2 separate regions of the Homo sapiens genome follow, and region 1 is linked to region 2. The links are chromatin contacts, found by Hi-C or POLR2A ChIA-PET in ENCODE. All regions are on one chromosome and are shown on one strand. The core of a region is the stretch at or near the end of the contact, and the rest is flanking DNA. Distances in the headings are between cores, read along the strand shown. Region 1 holds the start of RFX7 (regulatory factor X7). Region 2 holds the start of LYSMD2 (LysM domain containing 2).

Evidence for each region. Hi-C counts contacts between places; a loop is a spot of excess contacts on that map. ChIA-PET counts read pairs that join two places held with the same protein, here RNA polymerase II (POLR2A). Pooled maps may share reads with other maps.
Region 1: a pooled map shows a loop between it and region 2 (6-fold over the local background). The contact joins the promoter of RFX7 here to the promoter of LYSMD2 in region 2. A Hi-C loop is called at or near these places in 1 of 37 single-sample maps with no recorded cell type and 8 of 50 pooled maps. POLR2A ChIA-PET finds 5 or more read pairs at or near these places in 1 of 52 experiments (B cell).

The regions. Positions count from the first base shown.
Region 1 is chr15:56,242,297-56,245,557 of GRCh38, reverse strand. It overlaps RFX7 (regulatory factor X7), which reads left to right and starts at 1,679. Exons shown (of 10, transcript NM_022841.7): 1 at 1,679-2,113; 2 at 2,271-2,433. The coding sequence starts at 2,273. It overlaps LOC124903569 (laforin-like), which reads left to right and starts at 740. Exons shown (of 3, transcript XM_047433428.1): 1 at 740-824; 2 at 1,379-1,575; 3 at 1,676-2,207. The coding sequence starts at 740. The coding sequence ends at 2,125. It also overlaps a transcript of TEX9 not described here. RefSeq lists enhancers at 1-415, 654-703, 416-1,061, 1,062-1,707 and silencers at 954-1,003, 1,494-1,783, 1,934-1,993, 2,084-2,153.
Region 2 is chr15:51,735,836-51,738,938 of GRCh38, reverse strand. LYSMD2 (LysM domain containing 2) reads left to right here and starts at 1,284. Exons shown (of 3, transcript NM_153374.3): 1 at 1,284-1,589. The coding sequence starts at 1,317. RefSeq lists silencers at 966-1,405, 1,416-1,555, 1,626-1,835.

The sequences.
Region 1 (3,261 bases), core at 430-2,929, 4.5 Mb before region 2:
AATTAGGTCCACAAAAATACTGTCTTTACACACCCACATGAAGATATGTATGCAAAATGAATGTCGTAAACCACCTATAGTTTCCTAAAGTGGCTAAGCTAATAGAGACCTTAGAGTATGGAAAAGGGGGCTCATTTGTGTGATGCAACTCGTGCAATGGGTAGTTGGAGCACAGCGTAATCCAAGAGGCCCCGGGGGCGGGGGGGCGGCTTATTTTGCACACAGGTGTTCTTCCTCCCTGCACCCCCACCCTCAACCCTCACCACGTGCAAGCATTCAGTGTGAGTCTGGGCCTTAAGTCTGTGGGCCAGGAGAGAGGGCACAGTGGACAAAAGCAAGAGGGTTTCAGGCCAAGGCAGGGAACTGAGAACTCAAAGGCCAGGCAACCCAAGCCAATCAGATTCACCATCCACTAGGAGTCTAAAAGGTGGCAGAGCCCCACAGCCCAAAGTCCACACACAGCAGGAAAGTGGCCAGAGGATCTAACAGGTAGAAACCTGATAGACACTCTATCAGAAAAGTTAAAGCTGAAGGGCTCATAACACCCACGGGCCCAAAGAAAGGTCAGTGTGAGCTGAACAGCTGTTCCATTTGGTGCCAGAGGCCTTGGCTGTTGTATTCTACATCCACGCAGCCTCCCTGATCAGCCCCACCTAGAAAAGCCAATTCTTCTGCTCTTAAAGGAGACTGACTTATTTGTGGCAAAGCTATCATTTAGGTATGAATGGGAAGGGGGGGAATGGTGCGGAGTCTGCGGGGGGAGGGCGGGTGTTCAACGGGCTCCAAAGGAAGGAGCTCGTGGCTGACGCCTGAGCCTCCATGTTGTGAGTACTACATGCGTTTCTTTCAGAGGCAGGCAGTGGCCTTGGCTGCAGGGACCCTGACAAGCCGCGACTTGAGCTATGCTTTAGAGCCTGGGTGGAATTGGGAGCGGTATAAAGGAGGGAGGGCATTCCTGGAAAGGGGGTGGGGTGGGGTGGGGAGGTGGAGGGGAACAGCATGAGCAAAGGCACGAAGGAAGAATGAATCTGCTGCGCGTTGAGGATGGCATGGAGACTTCCCTGATTGGAGCCGGGAGTTCTTGCAGGGGGATGGAGGCCGCTATGATTGGATAGTTAAAGTGGGGCCAGATTTGGAGGGCTTTGAATGCCCGACCGAGGAGCACTCAACCCAGCTCCTGACTCGCGATTTCCGTTCAAGACCGAATTACCTAAAGGGTGGTTAATTCCAACGGGTGTTCTTCTTTGGGGGCTTCTGAAAAGTCAGTTTATCGTCTTACCTGCTTCAGTTCTCTTCATTTACTCAGGGAGGAAGTAATCCTCACATGCATGTGCAGGGGAAGGGGGATAATGTTGATTTCTCTTTACTTGCTTTGAAGATGCCTCCCCCGCCCAAATCCCATTTCCACGCCAAATATTATTAAATTTGGTTTCTCCTCCTCCTCCTCACGCAAGTTCTCTTTCTCTCGCCAGCACCTCCCCCACGTTTTCCTGCTCTCCACCAGCCGGGCCGGACTCCTCCCGGCCCCCAGCGGCGCGCTTCCCTGGCCCGCTGGCCCGCGCCGCCCTCCGCGCCGTGCGCCCCCATCCCGGCCCGTCGCGCCCGCGGCCCGCACACCCTGGTCCACGCCCCCCGGCGGAGCGGTAGGTGTTGTGCGGTCTGCGCCGGGCCGCAGTGCGGCTGCGCGCACTGGGCTGCCTCCGGGGCTGGCAGGGCAGCGGCGGCCGCGGCGGCGGCGGGGCCGGGAGCGAGCGGCGGCGGCGGCGGCGGCGTGGGGAGTGGCGTGGAGCGGTGCCTGGGGCTGCAGCAGCACGGGGACCCGGCAGTAGAAAGCCCCGGGGACAAGGAAGGAAGGCTTGGCCGCCAAATCCCTGAGCAACCGTTCTTCTTGGATTTTGGGGGGAGCCTGCCCCCCCCACTTCGTCTTCAAACGCCCCCATCTCACCCCCCCACAGCCCCGGCCGCTGACGGGAGGAGGCGGCGGCGCCAGCGGGGGGCTGAGGGGCGCCGCCATGCCTCTCCCGCGGTGAAGCGCCCCGGCCGTGAGGAGCCGCTGGTCTCCCCGGTGATGTTCCCCAGGCGGCAGGCGAAAGCGACTCACTCGAGCCCTGGGGTAAAGGCCTAGCTTATCCAGCTTCCTTCCTCCTCCTCCTCCTCTTCCCCTCCCCCTCCCCCTCCTCCTCTCCCCCCTTCGTCCTCCCCTCCCGGTCTCTTCCCTCACCCTTCCCCGCGCCCCCATCTTTCCCTCCCTCCCTCCCACCCCTCTGCAGCGATGGCAGAGGAACAACAACAGCCGCCACCACAGCAGCCTGATGCCCATCAGCAGCTTCCCCCCAGCGCCCCCAACTCGGGGGTGGCCCTGCCAGCCCTTGTGCCCGGGCTGCCAGGGACAGAGGCCAGCGCGCTGCAACACAAGATCAAGAACTCCATCTGGTAAGAGGATCCTCCATCGCTCGCGTGAAAAAGCCCAGGCACATTTCTGCTGCAAAGTGGGTGGGGGGCGGCGGGCGGGGGGAGCGGAGGAGGAGGCTGATGCATTCATTGAATGTGGCTTTCCCCAGTCGGGTGCACATTTGTAGGATCTCTGGAGGTGTGCGGACTTTGCATCAATCAGCCCCTGTCTTCTTAGCTAAAAAATGCTTTTACCCCTTCCTCAATTGTGAGTGCAGATAAACAAGTTTTTTGGTTTTATTTTTTCACTCATTGTAACAGAAATATGGGTCGAAATTAAGTCATATTGCATGATGGTGGCATGAATTTGGAACTGGAGAATGTGAAATGTGTTTACTCCTTTTTGCAGCCATAGAAGGAGGAAGAAGTGTATTGTGAATTTTCACCAAACAGATACTGTGCGTAAGAATATTAATATGCAGCACAAAACCTAATGTGTCTCTTCCTTTCAGTTGGGTTAGCTGCTATTTCTGAATGTTTTTGCCTCCCTTATCCTAATATTAAATTTCTTTTTCAGGGAGTTTATTCTTTGCATTGATTGTGAAGAAAGTGCTTTTTTAGTATAAAATATTTTAAGATGGTAGTTTACAACAAAGTGGTTTTTTTTTAAATTAAAATATAGGGAATCAAATGTCTTGCCATTTGTATGTCTTTTTAAAAGAAACCATTGATGGAATATCTTTCGCTATTTTACTTTCTTGTATGAAAATTTCCAATATTTCAGCATTAAACTCCTAAAGTCTAGTGGGAATCTTTTAATAATTAAATACACTAAGTCCATCCACTGTTAGAGCCATTGCAATATTCTTT
Region 2 (3,103 bases), core at 35-2,534:
TAGAGTATACAGAATGAGTTATAGATGGGGTATGGTCAGACCATGAATAATAAAAATAGAAATAATAGCTTGAATGCCAATGTAGGTTTTTAGTAATGCTGTTGTCCCCAGAGAGCCATTGTAGGAGTTTTGAGTGGGATGGTGTTGTGGAAGCTTGCTCCTCTCCCATCCTTTCTCTCCTGAGCAATATTAGCTTTGCCTCTGTCCAGCACAGCAACATACCAAAACTTCAGCCAACGAATCAAACCCCCAGGCTCCGGACCTTCCTACAAGGTACCTCTTCTTGGAAAGCTGTCCAAAATAACACAGAAACCAGGCACTAGATGCTAGTAAATGTGTACCCACTCTGTGTATAATACAGTGTGTTGAAAGGGTGTTCAAGAGTAGACGGTGTTCAAATGAAGAGTACAGATAAGAGGTCTTTGGTGGTTATAATATTAATAGCAATACGGGGCAGGGAGATGCGATTTCAGGGTGTCAAAGAATAAACTGACGAAGAGAAGATGAATGCAGACAGTAAATTCCAACTACTGAGCCTGGAGAATGAATTGTATGTGGCCAGCCTTTCGAGGCAGCCAGGACTTAAATTGGCACTAGTGTACAAAGTGTGAAACCCGAACAACTAGGGGGGTTATTTTGAGGCCACCCATTAGGCCTTAGAAGCACTATCCCTCCTAGTGCAATGTTGAAAGGACTGGACTCTGAGGCTGTTGAGATGGACCTGGAGAAGCTGTCTGTGTGTGTTTGATGATCTTAAGTTTTACTGTGACGTGGACTTTGAGGTCACTGGGGTGGGGGGAGGGAAGTACCCTTGGCATTGGCAGAGCTGGAAGGTCTGTGCAAGCTGGCTCCTGCTGGGGAATCAATAAAGGAGGCAGAGCAACGCTTTTTTTTTTTTTCGCCGTGGCCAGGGCAGGGTTCTGCCAGGGCTCTATCGCCAATGGAGCAGGGGTCCACCTGGGGCCTAGGACGCCTGCAGATAGCCCTCTCTTAGCCCCAACGGCCGCGGGCTTCAGCGCTCCCCGGCTCCCTCGCTCTGCAGGGTCTTCCCGGTACCGGCAGGCCGCGGCGGGAGCTGCTTTCGCTCTTAACCTTGCAGGTGCGTGTGCCGCGGGCGCCCGGGGCAGGCAGGACGCAGAGGAGGAGGCGCCCGCCATGCCCGGCCTGCGGCTCCCCGCCTCGGCTTCCCGTCCGCCGCCCCCGCGGAACGGCCTGCTGCAGCCCCTGTGAAGAGGAAGAGGCGGCGGCGGCGGCGGAGGAGGAGGAGGCGCCGCCCCCTTGGCAAGCTCCCCGACCCGGCGGCCTCGGCAGGACCCATGGCGGATTCCTCGCCCGCACTGTCCCTGCGGGAAGGCGGCCCCCGCGCGCCGCGGCCCTCGGCCCCCTCGCCGCCGCCGCGCTCGCGCTCCGGCTCCGAGTCCGAGGAGGCCGAGCTGTCGCTGAGCCTGGCCCGCACCAAGACCCGCTCGTACGGCAGCACCGCCAGCGTGCGGGCGCCGCTGGGCGCCGGCGTCATCGAGCGCCATGTGGAGCACCGGGTCCGCGCGGGCGACACGCTGCAGGGCATCGCGCTCAAGTACGGTGTCACGGTGAGCAGGGCGCGCCGCCGCGGCCCGGGCTGGCAGCTACCGCGCAGGAGGCGGTGCGGCTCGGGGTGCGGTGGGGGTGGGGGTGGGACTGCGGGTGGGGGTTTGGGGGATGGGGAGTCGCAGGGACGGCCGTGCGTCCCCGGGCGGCTCGGCTCCCAGGGCTCGCTCAGCGCGCGCTGCTGGCCACCGCAGTGGTCGCCAAAGCTGGTCCTGCAGCGGGAGGGGCGGACCGCCAGGGCTCCCTCCCTAGGTAGCTGCATCGAGTTCCCGGTGCCCCGCCCAGGCTCAGACTAGATCTGTCGCGTGAGGGAGGCCGAAGAGGACTAGGGCTTTGGCATCCCCGTGAACCACCTTCACCCAATTTGCAGGCCCCATCACACTACTCTATATTTACGCAAAGCCCAACTGAGGTGAATTTTGTTGTCTGTGAAAACAAGCTCCGTGATGAGTCAGGAATGGTGCAGTTGTTCCTACTGGGTGGTTCTGGTTCTATCGATTATGCTTCTTTATGTAGAAGTGAAATTACACCCTCTGGGCTCACTGGCAACCGCGAATGTGACACCTGTCGCTAAGCAGCAGCCAAGAACTGTGGTGAGCTGGAGGGCTGCGTTTATTACAAATTTATAAGTGTGTGTGTCTTGGGTGTATAGCATTACACCTCTGGGAAGAACATGGAAACCTGAGGGAACAAATTGTTTCATTAAAATTACTTATAATTAACTGTGAGCTATGTGATGGCCTTTTTACATTTGGGATCTGTATCAGTTTTCAGTGTTCTTTCCTGAAGCACCTTAGACAGCAATGGGAAGAAAGAGGATCTTATCTATATCTTTCCCTTAAAGTGAAACTCTTTCTGGCCCTTTACCGAATGAAGGAGCATCAGTATGAAGGAGAATGTATTTTGCATATTTAAGCCGGTATATGTTTACCTATCAGGTCCTTCTATCTTTGAAATATTTTGAAAGGGACCTTGCTGTGCAGTCATGTATTGACTCTATCATGCCATGGAGAGCCCCATTCTGCCCTCTTGGGAGTTCTATACATGTGAACATAGAGCTACAATTCTCTATGTGCCTTAATGGGGCCTGGTTTGAGTCAGAGGCAGAGGAAAGCGAAGTTGGGAAATACCAGTAGCTACCCTCTGCTGAATGCCTCCTGTGTGGCAGGCATTGCGTTTGTCTTGTTTCATCTTTATCTTATTTAACTTTCACAATAAGCCCAGGAGGTAGGTGTAATTAATCTTTTTACAGATGAGAAGATGGATGAGAGGTAAGGATATTTTCCAAGTATGATCATTCATTGAGACCAGCTTGAATTAACAGTGATAAAGCATTTGCTTTCCTCTAGATATTACTTTTGATATCCATCCTTATTTTTATCTTAGTCTTATCAGGAGCTCTCTCAGCATCCTGGCTACTGAAGGAGGACAGTCTTTTCTATCTGGTTTTCAGGCATCTTGCCTTACTAGGCTAGTGACAGCACCTAAAAATCTATGACATGCAGAAGAGTGTTAT